Regions from separate parts of the Homo sapiens genome. Here region 1 is linked to region 2. A link is a loop called in an ENCODE intact Hi-C map of the cell type or tissue named here. Cell type or tissue: heart left ventricle. All regions are shown on one strand.

Region 1 (2,500 bases), 240 kb after region 2:
GCTATTCAGGGACTGGGATTCTGGATCTGCTCCAATCATGTGGAATCTATTTTGGACACATCATGTCACACTTGAACTCTAAAATATGCCTATCGGTGAAAGGTTCTGTTTATCTTTCTCTTTACTCAGACTCACACAGAAAATGGAGTTCAGTCCTCACACCAGCGGACTTTGTTTTATTCTAAAACCCTCTTTGAATCCTCAGCAGCAGTAGCAGAAACAATTTCTGAACTTCTTGATATGGTGGCTGCTTTTCCCTCAGCACTCCGGTCTCAGCCTTCTGCTTACGACTTGCCCTGCTCTTTCATTGTACTCACTTCCTTCTTTGCAAATCTCCCATATGGGCAATTAGGACTGCGATTTACACTGGTTTTCTTCTACTTTGCACGCAGCAAGCAGCTCAGTCCTTTCGTAGGACACACAGCTGTGACTGCCTCTCCAGGGGAGGGAATTTACCACTAAGCATGGCAGCCTGCAAGAGATGCCAGAGAGAACATCAGGGGCGACACTTCATAGTCAGAGAAGCGTGCATGGAGTATTGAGAAAGGAGAAAAAGCCAAGGAGAGGTCAGGCTTTGATTCACTGAGAGTAAGGAAAGAACCAAATGGAACAGGAGCAAACACAGGGTCAAGACAGACCTGTAAGGCCAAAGCCTTTTGGGCAGAGGGCAAAATTCTGCATCTCATCTAGAAAGATGGAAAAACAGGGGATTCTCTTTGTACCTTTGTCAAGTTCCAGACAACAGTGTGGTTTTCTTTCTAACTCTTTATTGCAATCAAAGTGAGCATTGGATCCTGGAATTACAGTTTCTGGTAAATTTATTTTACATTCAGAAGACTATTCAATAAAGCTTTTTGATATTGTCTTTCTTTTTCTTCTGAGTTCATTTTGTTTTTTTCTTTCCCTGATGAGTGAGCCAAGAATGTAGTTCAGACTTTCTGGCTGCTCCAATTTTGATATTTGAGTCTGATAAAGTTGTCTAGTGTAGACAGGATAGATTTTTTTTTTTCTTTTTAGGGAAGGAAGGGAGGAAAAGGAGAGAAGAGGATTTTCTCAAAGCTCTTGAAAAATGAGTAATTTTAGGAGGAAGGCATTGCTTAGCCGTGGAAAGCCTCTGAGTCCTCAAACTTGGATGTCTTTGAAAGAAGACCCCCATATGCAATGTGGCATGATTGACAAGAAATTTGTTTGAAATGACTGAGAGGCCCTCATTAGGCTGGGACTCCTCACCATCTGGGTTTGAGTTTTGATAATGGGGTCAGGCTCTCTTTTGGTCTGTGCGTTGAATAGCTGAGTGTAATTTGTTAGTGATTGTGGCTAAAACACAAACATTTTTTAGTCACATTCATAGGAATTTGAAACTAACCGCAGTCTTGGGGCACAACAGTGAGAAAACACTTTCCAGCTGCACTACTGTGCTTGGCGACCCAGTTGAGAAGCTCTCACAAAGCAGCCAGTCTCACTTCGGGCTGGACGGGCGCCATTGGAAACAGAAGTGCAACTTTATCACTTGACTTCAAGAAGAGGTTTCCCAGCAACAATATGGAGACAAGATACAAGACAGATCCCATGGAGGAAGCTGCCCTTTCCCAGTGGGGAGCTTGCATGTAGGATAGGTAAGGAAGGGCGCTAAGAGGCAAAACAGGGGCCAGCCCAATATCTTCTTATAGACAAATTTCAGTTGATTTCTGCCTGAATAACAAATGTGAACTGGAGAGGCTTCACATTTACCCATGAGAAAGAGATTAAGCCCAAGTAATCACCCCACAAACCAGCACCTACAAAAACCATTGCTTACCACGACAGTAATCACTCTCAGAACATTCCCCTAAAGGCTTACTGTAGCATGTGCAGAGAAGAGCACCAAACTACTTTTTGTTGTTATTTAAGAATCCCAACAGCCTCTTCAAAATCAGAGGTGTATTTTGAACTTCTGGCTTCGATTTTCATCCTTTAGTTGAGGAAGGGGTGGAGGCTTCAGGTAGGCAATTTGAAGGCATAGCATTCAGATCAGCTCACTAGAGAATCTGGGTGCTCCAAGCCCCAGGTGGTCTCAATGGAAGCAAAGCTCCAGGAATAAGTCAATGAAAAATGTTTTATTAATCATACATTTTTTAAAAGGTTATAAGGGCTAGTAGACTATGTGTGAGGACTAAATCATAGTCCTGGATAGGACTCATACCTTTTTAAACCTCATCAAACTCAGCAGATCTTTTATTTATTTTGAAAAATGTGACTACATGGATACCACCTTTCAGAGACCACAACTGCAACTCACCAATATCTGTAGCATATGGATTCATTCCTGCTTTTATATTTGTAAATATATAAGAAGCTGTGTGATTCAAAAAGTGACTTAGAAGGATTGAAGTCATAAATTTTTTTTCTTCAAGTAAAAGGACGTTTGAGAAATACTGGTCAAGAGTAAAATCAAAGAGATGGATGTAGAGACATTGGCTGGGTGTGGTGGCTCACACCTGTAATTCCAGCACTTTGGGCG
Region 2 (2,500 bases):
TAATGCTGAAGTTTAGTGGCTTGGTTTAATAACCTTTCCCCAAACCCATATTCTGTATAACAGAAATTTCTTTGGAAAAATTTCAGAATATACATCTCTTTGTAGTAACCTGGGAAATAATTTTTCTCTTAGGACATTTGCATACTGCATGGAAATCTGGCCAGAACTTGAACAGATGGTTCCAAAACTTGGGGTACCTTAAACTTAAACATCAGTGTAACTTGGGGTCCTCTGCAAGGTCATCCGCAAGGACTGTGAAAGTCCTGCTTCTTGGTATCATTTCCTGACAGGTGTGTGTTAATGTTTCAGGAATATACTGGAGTGTACTGCTTTTTTATTCCTGATTCTGCTCACAAACTTGTCATTTATTTGACCACTGACTGTTGAGATTAGGATGCTCTCAATAAGGCATATTTGGATCATGTTTATCTCAAAACTGCTTCTACTAGAGGCTTTTGTGGCTTGCTTTCACATATCAGGGTTACTGCTAATGTGTCCCTAATACTTTGTTGAGAAGGTGAAAGTGGTAGTTGAAGTCACTTTAAAGTCAGTCCTAGGAATGCCTCTCAAATTCTCCCTGGTTTTCTATTTTCTAAGTTACCATTTATTGAGCACCTCTTGCATGCCATGCACATTTCACACTTGATCTCGCTTAAGCATTATTACAATCCAATAGAGTTTGGATAACGATGCATTTTCACAGACAAAAGTAACCTCAGAGAGATTAAGTCATTTGCCTGGAGACATAGAGATTATAAATAATGGTTGATAAATACACAGAGGCTCAAGATTCCTGTTTGGTAATTACAGAGGCTGTAGAAATAGACATGTCAAGGGCTCTCAACTACTGAGTCTCCAAAAGTCAACTGGGAATCTTTTAATTATTTACATCCAGGAAAAATCTTTTACCTATTCCCTGAATAAAATATAACATGTTTTAAGGTCATTTTCCAAACTTTCTTGCTTTAGGTTAATCATTAGTGAGAGACCCCAACATTTCTCAGATTGTGTGCAAACCCTGAAATGATAGCAGAAATTTACACAGTGACCCCAGACAGTTAGATTTATCCTGTAGCTTGGGTTGAGCACCTTAAATTTATATCCATATATGTCTTGCAAATTCTTTTGCTTTGTGGCTTAGTAGCAAGGCATTTACCCTCTGGACAGTGCAGTCAGGTGTGCCCATAAAAACAGGAGTTGATCATTTATGAAAGCTGACTGTGGAATAAGCTAAAGGTGCTTTGAGGACATGCTTTTAGTGTCCACTCTTAGAAACCTGTATTTCAACTTCCCTGGAGCTCAGGATTTTAAAGATCAAGCTTCCTAGCCTCTTCAGCCTCTGCAAGTTCAGATAACCTGTTGCTATTTTTGAATATAAATAGGCCTTATTAGGGATTAAAAGAACTGCCCAGAGGTTTTTCCCCTTTTCTCATTTTGGTGTTTGGATTGTCAGCGGAAGTCTTGAGCTTTGAGACTTGGCAAGGCAGCGCCTTCAAACAAACATCCTGTGGACAAAATTGTCTGGCCCAGCACTCGGTGTTCCAGGATGATTGACAGGAAGCAGCATGTGCTGGGAGGAGGGAGGATGGACACTCTGAGCACGGTGGCTTCCAGTTCCCTCAAACAATAGCCAAGCTCCCAGGGAGCCTCACACCTTCTTTTTCCCATCTACTGGGGTGGTGGGGGTTAGGGAGGATGTGGGCTGGGCAGGAGGTGAGAGGAACCTTGGAATTCCACCCAGCAATTACAAATAACCAACCAAAACCTTTCGATAATGCTTCAACTTGAGGGATAGGAAGATACAGCTATGCAGAGATCTGGGATGATGCTTGAATCAAGCAGTGAGCCAAAAGGAGCCATCCAAAGCTAAAGCCAACACTGGTCACCTTGTGGAATGGGGCTTGATGAAGTGAGCAGAAGTGAGGAGAGATCTGGAAGGGTGAAAAGAAGTGAAATGAAACTCACACGTAAAAGAAAATGAACATTTAAAAGAAATCCAGCTATATGCCAGGATTTTGCATATGTGTTTGCTTTTGGTCCTGTTGCAGGTATTTGAGGCAGGTATTATATGAATTCTTTCAGATGAAACTGAGGCTCAGAGAAGCTAAATAAAATTATCCAATGTGACAAACTTAGACCATGGCACAACTAGTATTTGAGTTCCAGTCCTTTGGACCCTCAAAACCCATGCATTTTCCTCTATTACATTTCCTCTCTAAACTTGTCTAAATCCTACCCTCTTCTTTCTCTGCTTCAGTCCTGGTGGGGAATATATAGAAGAGAACTTATCACCCTAGCTCAGTCTCCTACAACTTCCAATTTATATCTTCCATTCCTGTCTTCCCAAACCTTTCACCATTGTCTGAATCATCAGGTATTTCCATATCTCTGGGTCTTTATCATGTTGTCTTCTCTGCTACAATGACTTTCTCTTCATTCACCCTAATACAATCTACCATGCACCCTTCAAAGTACAGTTCAAATGCCAACTTCTTCAAAC

Evidence for each region. A loop is a pair of places that touch in the nucleus more often than their neighbours do. Peaks named below come from ENCODE experiments on the same cell type or tissue, not always from the same donor. Only the 100,000 strongest peaks of a DNase experiment are listed, where the experiment ranks them.
Region 1: it touches region 2 in a loop (2.8-fold over the local background); 6 of 110 quality-filtered maps call a loop at or near these places.

What each region holds. Positions count from the first base shown.
Region 1 is chr9:13,785,284-13,787,783 of GRCh38, reverse strand. No RefSeq gene overlaps it. Among named protein-coding and RNA genes, the nearest start is that of LINC00583, 140 kb to the left of the region's middle. In heart left ventricle, no CTCF peak of the experiment used is centred here; a DNase peak (open chromatin) is centred at 1,473; H3K4me3 peaks cover 607 bases; H3K27ac peaks cover 2,005 bases.
Region 2 is chr9:14,026,375-14,028,874 of GRCh38, reverse strand. No RefSeq gene overlaps it. Among named protein-coding and RNA genes, the nearest start is that of LINC00583, 100 kb to the right of the region's middle. In heart left ventricle, no CTCF peak of the experiment used is centred here; a DNase peak (open chromatin) is centred at 1,514; H3K27ac peaks cover 2,454 bases.